2 separate regions of the Mus musculus genome follow, and region 1 is linked to region 2. The links are chromatin loops, found by intact Hi-C in ENCODE. Cell type or tissue: left cerebral cortex. All regions are shown on one strand. Links, peaks and the distances in the headings refer to the core of each region. The heading gives the core; the rest is flanking DNA. Region 1 holds the start of Uggt2 (UDP-glucose glycoprotein glucosyltransferase 2). Region 2 has its middle 18 kb from the start of Oxgr1.

The links. Hi-C counts contacts between places; a loop is a spot of excess contacts. Peaks named below come from ENCODE experiments on the same cell type or tissue, not always from the same donor. Only the 100,000 strongest peaks of a DNase experiment are listed, where the experiment ranks them.
Region 1: a loop joins it to region 2, with 6 times the contacts of the local background. A loop is called at or near these places in 2 of 42 quality-filtered maps.

Annotation. Positions count from the first base shown.
Region 1 is chr14:119,096,153-119,101,529 of GRCm38, reverse strand. Uggt2 (UDP-glucose glycoprotein glucosyltransferase 2) reads left to right here and starts at 2,096. Exons shown (of 39, transcript NM_001081252.2): 1 at 2,096-2,319. The coding sequence starts at 2,189. Gm16835 (predicted gene, 16835) reads right to left here and starts at 2,565. Exons shown (of 7, transcript NR_153786.1): 1 at 1,455-2,565; 2 at 1,016-1,242; 3 at 366-498. In left cerebral cortex, for the core only: a CTCF peak has its summit at 2,096; DNase peaks (open chromatin) are centred at 1,548 and 2,081; H3K4me3 peaks cover 1,691 bases; H3K27ac peaks cover 1,141 bases.
Region 2 is chr14:120,058,052-120,063,428 of GRCm38, reverse strand. No RefSeq gene overlaps it. Among named protein-coding and RNA genes, the nearest start is that of Oxgr1, 18 kb to the right of the region's middle. In left cerebral cortex, for the core only: a CTCF peak has its summit at 2,110 (motif pointing right); a DNase peak (open chromatin) is centred at 2,134.

The DNA.
Region 1 (5,377 bases), core at 77-5,076, 960 kb after region 2:
CACACAGCATCATTATACTCACTGAATGAATGTCGCCCGCTCTGCACCTTAAGAATTCCAGATGATTTATTCCATGAAACACGTTTCTTATTATAAAGAACTCATTAATCACTTCTTCCGCATATAATGAAAACTGCTATCATGAATTTTACATTCATTGTACTCGGCAGTGACTAACCTTGGATTTCGTTTTCCAAAAAAATAAAAAAAAATAAAAAAAGGGAAATAGGAAATGCTAACAAATGGTTACAGCTCTAAAATCTGTTGAGTTCGTGGCCAACCCAGGGGTTATTGATTCTTAGAACTTATTGATCAAATTTTATAATTTACTGATTTCAGAGTCCCTGGCCATTTTGCTGACTTACGTGTGCTTTGTTAGGTTTTTGCAGTTGGGTTTTTCTGTCTACACCAGGCAATTCCATAGAGAAAAAAATGTGAAGGTCACCCACTTGTGTCCTCTTATCTTCAGGCAAAGAAACAGCCCTGGAGAGATGGTCTCTGTGAGAAAATGTTCTAAAGTCATTTCCGTTCTAGGAAAATACCGTAAGAGATAAAGTGTGTAATTGTGTGAATGAATGGTCACTATTAAGTGAATTTCATTCTCTCCAAACCAATGGTGTAGCATGTCCACTTCTCTGAATTCAACAGGAATTAGGATTCTTAGTATGTAACTTTAGTTATTATCTTATTAACTTATTTCTAACTTGAGTTTATTATGTCCTTTAATAATATATTGCATGTGACTTATACAGCAAGTCTTTTTTTTTTTTTTTTTTTTTTTTTGAGTAAAGATTGGCATTGTATGAGACATGCTGCCATTTAAGGCTGGCTCTGTCAACATCTGATTTCCTTCTATCCCACATCTCAACCAAAAATGAAAAAACGAAAACAAAACATGTTAAGGATTCACAATATACTTTTCCTCAGGCTCCATGACGGGAAAGCAAGTTCGGCGCCCTTAGGTAAACTTCCCGTCTACCTACCCAGGACCTACCCAGGCCTTTTCGATACTTACTGATCCTCGGCATAAATTGTTCCAGAAATGAGTGAGGCATGAGTCCTCAGAGAAAAGTGCCATCTACAGTAGGAAGTAAGTAAGTTCTGCGTTCAGGTCCTAAAGTGAAAATCCAGCGACACGACAGCTGACAAAAGAGTCACTGGGAGAGAAGTCAGTAGTGAAGGTGCCACTTTGGCGTCGAGATTCACCTGAGCAGATTTTTGAACAGCATCTTCTAAAGAAAACTAAACACGTGAGGGTAAATGGAGTGCTTTCTCTCTTTCTCTGCCTCTCTTCATCTGTCTCGTGTGTGTGTGTGTGTGTGTGTGTGTGTGTGTGTGTGTGTGTGTTGGCAGCTGGAAGAGATGGGGTGTACCCACAGAGCAGAGGTGTACACAAATGGGAAGCAAGGGCTCTGTGCTCCTCCTGAACTACTTTTTCCCCACTTTTCTCTTACATTTCACTGCTATCATTTTCCGACTTTTCTTTTTCTATTCAGCTGTAATCTCTTGAAGCAGCGCCTCTCAGTCTTGTGGGGCACAGGAATCACCTGGGCCTTCCAAGGGGCTGAGAGTCAGGACACTTCTGCACCCAACTCCAAAAGCAAGTGGCAGGCCTGAGATGCCACTTCTGATAGCAGCAGGAGACCACTGAATCCTGGGGGGTGGGGGTGGCAGTGGCGGGGAGCGAGGTCCAGCCCTCAGAACCAGCCAGAGAGCAGGGAAAGCCCACTGATAGATAGATAAATCACAGCTCTCCCAACAGTGCACACAGGAGTCGCCTGCGCCTTTTTACGTCATTTTTGAGGCCTACTCTCGCTCCTGCTCCCCCCAGGTGATGCTAACCGGAAAGCTGGCCCTCACCCAGGGTCCCTGACCAGCGGGGCTGGGGCAGCTCCAGCTAGCGGTAGATTGGCATGGAAGGCTGGGTTCCCCAGACCCGGCGGCGGACCCTCCGAAAATCCTCGCGGCGGCCCTGCGTAGGCAAGGGGCCGATGTCCACCCGGGGGCTCCCCCCACTGCGCCCCTGGACCTCGCTGGCCACGCATGCGCACGCCCACGACCGGCGGACTAACGGACTGCAGCTCCCCCCACCGGAAGTGGACGGCGGAGCACCGGGAGGACCAGACCGTAGCGTGGCGTCTCGCGCTTCCCTCGGCGTGCCTTGGTGCGGGCCAGAGCCACGAAGGGGATGAGGCTGCTCCTGCGCTCCGTCGCGCTGTGGCTCGCCCTGCTCGGCGCCAGCACGGCGACTGCGTCCAAGGCGGTGACCGCCCACTTGACTGCGAAGTGGCCCGAGACCCCGCTGCTGCTGGAGGCCAGGTGGGTGCCCAGGCCCGGCTAGCGCCGCGGCCGGGGAGTGGCGGCGGGCGGAGGGACCCGGCATCCCTGAGACATCCCCTCCCGCAAGATGCTGTCAGACCTCGCGATTCAGGGTCGCTCACAGTCCCATGTCCCCTCAGATCCAGTGTCCGCCCAGTCCTGACGGCAATCCGAGGCGTTCTCCCGCCTGACCCCAGCATCCGCTTAGATTTGCAGTCCTCTGGAGCGAGCCCGCGCCCCCTTAGCGTCCCGAGCCGCACACTCCATCCCCTCAGACCTAATCAGAGGCTCTCAGATAGGGTTTCATCTCGTCGTCCACCCACCCCGCGCCCCCCCACACCCATAGCACCAATGCTCTAGATGGTCCCTGGACAACTCTTGCCACTCACTCGCCCCACCTTTCCCACGCACCTACGATTTTTAAAACTTCTGTGTCCCAAGTTTATTCCTGTTCCTGCGCTCTTGTTGATGTAGAGGGCAGAATGTGGCCTTTAGTGCAAGCTCTTCTGCAAAGTTCTAGTCAGCAGATAGTGCTTTGGAGTATAATTTTGATTTATATCCAAAATTAACAGTGGAGAAGGCAGTTTCTCGGTTACACCCTCCCCCCCAAATATCTCATCCAAAGGGATTTGTTTTCCGTTCTGTTTAGTTACCTTGTAGAAAGCAGACAATCGTAATCCCGCAAGCAGAAATGGCAACTCTGCTTCTCATGGTGATACACCTTTGTAATCCCTGGGGATTACATGAGTCTGTGGCTAGTCTGAAGTTACAAAAGGGAAACTTTGTCTCAAATTTAGTTCTTTAATATTGAGCATAAGCAGTTTTGTAACTGTTTTTTATGAATTTACAAGACAACATCCCATGGTTCTACAAAACAAAGGAAAAATCCACCACTATATTGCCTTGCCTTTACTTGATGGCACACAGCGTTTATTGACTAGGAGATTCTAGCTCAAATGTATCTGCTTCCTCTTATCTACAGTGCGTCCTGGCAGTGCATGGACCGGATCCTACATTTAGTCCCAGTCAGTCAATTTTTTTATTATGTATTTATTCTCTCCTAAACTATATATCCAGACTGCAGTTTCCCCTCCCTCCCCAACCTCCCATCTCCCCTAGAACCCTATTTCCTTCAGAAAATAGCAGGCTTCTCAGGATATCAACTGAACATGGCATAGCCAGTTACAGTAACACTAGCCACAAAAGGCTGAGTGAGGCAACACAGTAAGAGGAAAGGGTCTAAGAGCAGGCAGAAGAGTCAGGGACTTCCTCTCCCAGTGTTAGGAGTCCCGCAAGAACACCAGACTATACAACCATAACATATATGCAAAAAGTCTAGTGCAGACCCACAAGGGTTTGGTGGTTGCTGCTCCAGTCTCTGTGAGCCCTTATGATCCTGCTTAGTTGATTCTGTGGGCTGTGGTGGTGGCCTCACCCCCATGACTCCTACACTTCTTCTTCCCCATCTCCTGCAGGGTTTGTTTGTTTGTTTGTTTGTTTTGTTTTGTTTGTTTGTTTTAACAGTTAGCTGTATTGTTGGTGTTTTAGTTTCATGAATTCCAGATTATCACTTCTGTAGAATGTTCCTTAAAGCTTTTGACAACCTAGTCTGAGCCAAATTTGACACCCTCTTTACTTTGTGGTAGGTTGAATGGCAACTCCCACAAAGATATGTCCACATCCTAACGCCCAAATCTGTCAATGGTCAAGTTTTTTGCAAACCTAATTGAGAATATTGGGGCATTTTTAATTAACTTAGTGGGCCCCAAGTCCAGGGTCATGACACATAAAAATACTTAAGAAGGTCATGCAAGGTTAGAGTCAGAGATTGGAGTTAAGTAGCCTCAAGTCACAGCATCTGAAGCCAATAAAACGAGCAGAGGCAAGAACAGTCTCTTCTAGAGTCTTAAAAAGTACTAAAGTACCATCCATTCACTGATTTTGGACCTGTGACATCTAGAGTCATAAGAGAATGTCTTTGTTTTTGAAGCCACCATAGTTTTGGCAACTTGTTACAACAGCACTGGGAAATTCGTGTAGATTTTGATATCGAAAATAGGATCTCAATGCAACAAGAACCCAAAACTGTGAAGTAGCTGTGAGTTTGGGCTACAAGAATTTTGAGAACTGTAGAAAAGGTCTATATCACCTTGAGGAGGCTACTAAAATAATGGTAATTCTGGTGAGGACTCTGTGAGTGTGGTAGAACTAGCTGTTGTTTTCTGGAGAATGAATAGTCTTGAATAAGATGTTGGTAAAAACATGGGTATTGAAAGTAGTTATGGGAAGGATTCAAAAGGGATGTGTTATTTATTGGAAGCAAGAGAAAGGGTGGGTCTTGATATATATCGACCGTATATACCGGCTAACGTAGGTTCAGCCACTTGTGAACACCAACTTGGACAGTTGTCCGTTACCTGAGGAGATTTTCAAGAACTATCCAGGATGCCACCTTGTAGCTCTTTGCTGCATAAGCTACAGGATGAAGAGAGAAATAAGCCATGGGAAAATGAGGCTACCCTTTGCTATTTGGAAATTTTCTCAGGCTGTTTATATTGGAAAGGATATGAAAATTAGGAAACTATCAATGTGATCTGGAGAGATGGCCAAGGCCAGGAAGGTCACTACCATTTGTTTAATGTAGGGAGGCGACTCCTGGGTCTATTCAGCCATTCAGCTGCAACTGTGGACGGTGGCAATTCCAGAATACCTACAAAACTGTCTAGAGCAGGGCTATAGTGAGAAAAATACGTATAACCAAGTGCTGTCGTATGAATGGATCATACCTTTACCTACAGCTACCCAGTGCAGGTTGGGTATCCCACATCTGATTCCCAAGTAGTTTAAAACCCAAAAATTGTTAGTGTGAACATGACTCCAAAGTGGAAAATTCTATACCTAATTCTATATCCTCTGAGCTTTCAGGGAAATGGTATGGTATAGTCTCTTGAGGGGTGAACACTTCACAGACAAGTCCTCTTTACACTTTAGCCAGCTTCAAGTTGTTGTATTAATTTCCCTCTGATGCACAAAGATTTCCTAATGAGGATTTGAGAGC
Region 2 (5,377 bases), core at 64-5,063:
GGGCTGCAGTTTGTGTTCTCTTAGTGTCTGTATAACATCTGTCCAGGCTCTTCTGGCTTTCATAGTCTCTGGTGAAAAATCTGGTGTAATTCTGATAGGCTTGCCTTTATATGTTACTTGACCTTTTTCCCTTACTGCTTTTAGTATTCTATCTTTATTTAGTGCATTTGATGTTCTGATTATTATGTGTCGGGAGGAATTTCTTTTCTGGTCCAGTCTATTTGGAGTTCTGTAGGCTTCTTGTATGTTCATATGCATCTCATTCTTTAGATTTGGGAAGTTTTCTTCAATAATTTTGTTGAAGATGTTTGCTGGACCTTTGAGTTGAAAATCTTCATTCTCATCCACTCCTATTATCCGTACGTTTGGTCTTCTTATTGTGTCCTGGATTTCCTGGATATTTTGAGTTAGGATCTTTTTGCATTTTCCATTTTCTTTGATTGTTGTGCCGATGTTCTCTATGGAATCTTCTGCACCTGAGATTCTCTCTTCCATCTCTTGTATTCTGTTGCTGATGCTCAAATCTATGGTTCCAGATTTCTTTCCTAGGGTTTCTATCTCTAGTGTTGCCTCGCTTTGAGTTTTCTTTATTGTGTCTACTTCCCTTTTTAGGTCTAGTATGGTTTTGTTCATTTCCATCACCTGTTTGTATGTTTTTTCCTCTTTTTCTGTAAGGACTTCTACCTGTTTGATTGTGTTTTCCTGTTTTTCTTTAAGGACTTGTAACTCTTTAGCAGTGTTCTCCTGTATTTCTTTAAGTGATTTATTAAAGTCCTTCTTGATGTCCTCTACCATCATCATGAGATATGCTTTTAAATCTAGGTCTAGGTTCTCAGGTGTGTTGGGGTTCCCTGGACTGGGCGAAGTGGGTGTGCTGGGTTCTGGTGATGGTGAGTGGTCTTGGTTCCTGTTAGTAAGATTCCTCCGTTTACCTTTCGCCATCTGGTAATCTCTGGAGTTAGTAGTTATAGTTGACTCTGTTTAGAGATTGTTCTTCTGGTGATTCTGTTACCGTCTATCAGCAGACCTGGGTGACAGATTCTCTCCTCTGAGTTTCAGTGCTCAGAGCACTCTCTGCTGGCAAGCTCTCTTACAGGGAAGGTGCGCAGATATCTTGTATTTGGACCTCCTCCTGGCCGAAGAAGAAGGCCCAAAACAGGACCTTTCTCAGACAGTGTGTTGCTTTGGCAGTTCCCAGGTGGTACAGACTCTCACCTAAGCAGACTAAATTCCTAAGTTCCTTGGAGTCCCGGGACCAAGATGGCGACCGCTGCTGCTGTGGCTTAGGCCGCCTCCCCAGCCGGGTGGGCACCTGTCCTCCGGTCCGGAAGGTGGCCGGCTGTCCCCGGCCCACACAGGGTGCTGCCTCAGCGCCTCTGTGCTTCCGCCTGTTCCAGAAGCTGTCAGGTTCTCTGGCGCACCCTCTCACCTGTTCAGACTAATTTCCTAAGTTCGGCGGGTCCCGGACCAAGATGGCGACCGCTGCTGCTGTGGCTTAGGTCGCCTCGCCTTTGTTCAGTCTTAAAGGGTCCTCTCTACAGTGCACCTCCCAAGAGCCTGACGAATATTATAGAAGAGGAGGAAGAAAACCTGTAAGAGCCCGGGGTTCAAGGGCATTGCCAAGAAACAACGCCTTCCTGATGTGCCGGGATCATTGTTTTCATAAACACATAGCAGCTGTGGTTGCCTGCGTAAGACCTTCACAAGAGCAAACGATTCGGAATTCAAGCACGGTTGGGTAGAGTCTCACCAGGTTCCATGTCATAAGCCCTAATTTCAGCTGAGCTGTTACTGGCAGTTAATGGATGCTAGAGAGTAAAATTACATTTTACTCAGGGATGTGGCCCCTTTTAGTTTACCTGCATTAGAATGGATGGCCCCACTCTCCTGTACATATGGACGGCACGAATTGGACTCCATCCATTAAAAAAGAGGGGTGTGAAGTTGGGGAAAGTGTTCGAGATGGGGAGCCTGGGAGGGGTAGTGGGGCGAGTCTTACCAAAACCATTGAGTACATCGATAAACGTCTCAAAGAATAAAGAAAAATTTAAAAACACCAAAATCCTAAACTCGAAAAACAAAGCTACTTCTGCCAGGATCATCAGGCAGCCACAAGGGGGCAGGCAAAGCTAATTTTGCAGCTGAGCCTCCTGGACCCAGGATGGAAGTCAGATTCTGCAGATAATGATTCAGAAACAAACCCAAAAGTAACTCACCAAATAACAAAAGCCTCAGTGCTGAAAACCAACTTTCCCTCACGGGGCAATTTCTTAAAATAAGAGCAACAGCGGAAAAGACTGGTGAGAGCGTGCGGTTGAGCTTGCTTCAGCAAAAAACGCTGGCCCGTTGGCCATTCTTGTGTGGACACAGGGAGCAAAGCATCCCAATGAAGAGTCCCAAGTGACTGGAAATTCCATTTGAAAAGAAGAGGGAATAAATACTGACCTTCCAGAAACTTCCCACTGGAGAAGGTGTCCAATGAGGACAGAGCAACTTTACATAGCTGTATGAAAGTCCCATGCGTAAATGTAGCCGGCTCTGAAAGGTAGGGCGATTCTATATGTGTATGTAATATATCTGTATAATCTTTATTCTATTTTAATATATAGTTGTTATGGGTTGCACTCTAGCAATTACTTTAAAAATTTGAAATGCTGATATCAAAATGCATCCAATATTTCTCACCTCCTAGTCTTGCGACAGTGTACTGTGGAGTCGGTGTTGCCTCCCCTGTGATCCTGAGCTGTCCCAGGAGCCAGGGCTTGCTCTCATTGTCCAGCCATGCTAAAGGCTAAATTTCCTAAGAGGAAACCTTGCTTCTGTTGAACACATTCTTATTTCACACTATCATGAGGCAAACCCAAATCACAAATCAAACCATTCATAGACATTATGATGGTTGACCTGGCTAGACATAGCATCATTGAAGATATTGGCAAGGGGGTACATCTGGGTATTTCTGTCAAGGCATTTCCACAGATAATTAAAGAAGGGAGATGCAGGCAACACCATCCATGCACTGGGAATCAGTGAGGAATAAAGAGAGGAACAGGACATAGATAACAGACTTGTATTCATTTCTCTGTTCCCGGGTCTCTAACAACGCTCACTGCTCTGATCCATCACCTCTTCCTTGCCATGATGGCTGGACCTTCCAGAGTCAGAATAAATCTTTCTTCCCTTGAGCTGATTCTGTCAGAAGCATCTGTATTGGTAATTCCCCCTTTTAATATCACCCAGGAATTATTCATAGATCTCTACTTCCATGGACTCAAAGGGTCAAAATATATTACATGAGGTTTCACTCCTTCATGGCTTAAAACCTGATAGAAGGGAAAGAGAATGACACAGTTACATATATGCATGCGTATCTGCATATATGTAAATGTGTGCCTATATAACTCCGATTGCAACCATGAACAAAAGGAACACGACACAGTGTGAAGAATAACTGGAGAGAAGTGGTTTCGGTAGTGAAGTAGGTAAGGCCTCTTAGACAAACTTACTCCGTTCCTACTCTGAAGGAAAAGACCCACAGACACCCCAGCAGTGCAGCATGGCACCGTGCATGAAGGCCATGTGCCTAAAACTGATGTGGCCAAGACAGAATCTCAGGGTAGAGTATCCATGAGGGTCTGGAAAGACGATCCAAAAGGAATCTCATGAGATCCTGTCATCCAGCGCCACAAAGGTTGGATTACCCAGTTTGTTTGTTTGTTTCCTGCTGCATGGGCACTTTTGCAAACCTCAGGACACTCCACTGGGACTGGGGAACATGAGATTGGTCACAGGCACAGGAAACGTCGCTGCGGCTGCAGTGGTGGTAGAAAGATGCCTCAGTGGTTAAGACTGCTGCTCCCTTGCAACCCGCACAGTGAACAGTATCAGCTAACCGGACCCCCCAGAGCTCCCAGGGACTAAACCACCAACCAAAGAGTACACATGGAGGGACCCATGGCTCCAGACACACATGTAGCAGAGGATGACCTTATCTAACATCAATGAGGGGAGTCCCTTGATCCTGTGGAGGCTTGATGCCCCAGCATAGGGTAATGAGGCAGGAATGTGAGAGTGGGTGGAGGAGCACACTCACAGAGGCAAAGGGAGGGCAGGGGTGTGGGATGTGGGGGTTTGTGGAGGGGTAACCTAGAAGGGTGATATCATTTGAAATGTAAATGAATAAAGCGATTAATAAGAATTGCGATGCTCCCTTTTACAGGACTCGAGCTTAGTTTCCAGCACTGACAGCTCACAACCACCTGTAACTTCATATCTAGGGAATCTGGCATTCCTTTGGCCTCTGTAGACACCTACATGCATGCATATACACAGACACGTAAGAAAGTGAATCTTCCAAACAAAAGAGAAAGAAAGAAAGAAATGAGAAAGCTCATGTAACTTTGTGGGTGCCAGGCAGGGTCTTCAGAGTTATGGTCGCCAGCACGTCACACTGACAAGGACTGCTTCACCAGGCTACCAAGGTAAACAAACTTACAGGCCTAAATAACCGACCTTCAAAGTACATTAGCAAATGAAGCCAGTGATAGAAAAATACAAATTCAATAATTAGCAGCACTTTCTGGGAATCTCACGAAACCGAACAAAAACATTAGTAAGCATACTTAAACTCGTCACGGCTTTGGCGACTTTGCCTCCGATTCAGAACAGCAGAAGAACTCACCATGTAAGACTGTCAGAGCTCGGAGTCTAACACAACAGTCGGCTCGGGGTCTAACACAACAGTCGGCTAGGGGCCTAACACAACAGTCGGCTCGGGGTCTAACACAACAGTCGGCTCGGGGTCTAACACAACAGTCGGCTCGGAGTCTAACACAACAGTCGGCTCGGGGTCTAACACAACAGTCGGCTCGGAGTCTAACACAACAGTCGGCTCGGGGTCTAACACAACAGTCGGCTCGGGGTCTAACACAACAGTCGGCTGGCTGCCTGGCGGATTTGAGGCTTTGGGTTTGAATCCTAGCTCTGCAGAGCAGATGCTGTGAAATGTTCAGCAAAAGAGACCACACTCATGTCCTTTGAGGAAGTAAAAGTTCAGACCATCGAAACTTTGTTTTAAAAAAAATAAAAAACCAAGGTAATGAAGAATAAGATGTTTTTATTGGGAAAGGCGATGGTTTTAAAAACAATACTTCGAATGCATCTGACAAAACTAGAAACAGAACATATCCAGTCCATGGTAAGTATGAGAAACAAAATAGCACAAAGCAGAAATCAGCAAAAAAGGAAAATATTAGTTGTCTATCTGCTGAAACAAAATAGCTGAGAAAAGCAAGTTAAGGAGGGAAGACTATTTTGACTCAGTTCTAAGGTACAATTCTTCCTGAAGAGGTGCTATGGCAACAGCACTTGAGGGGGC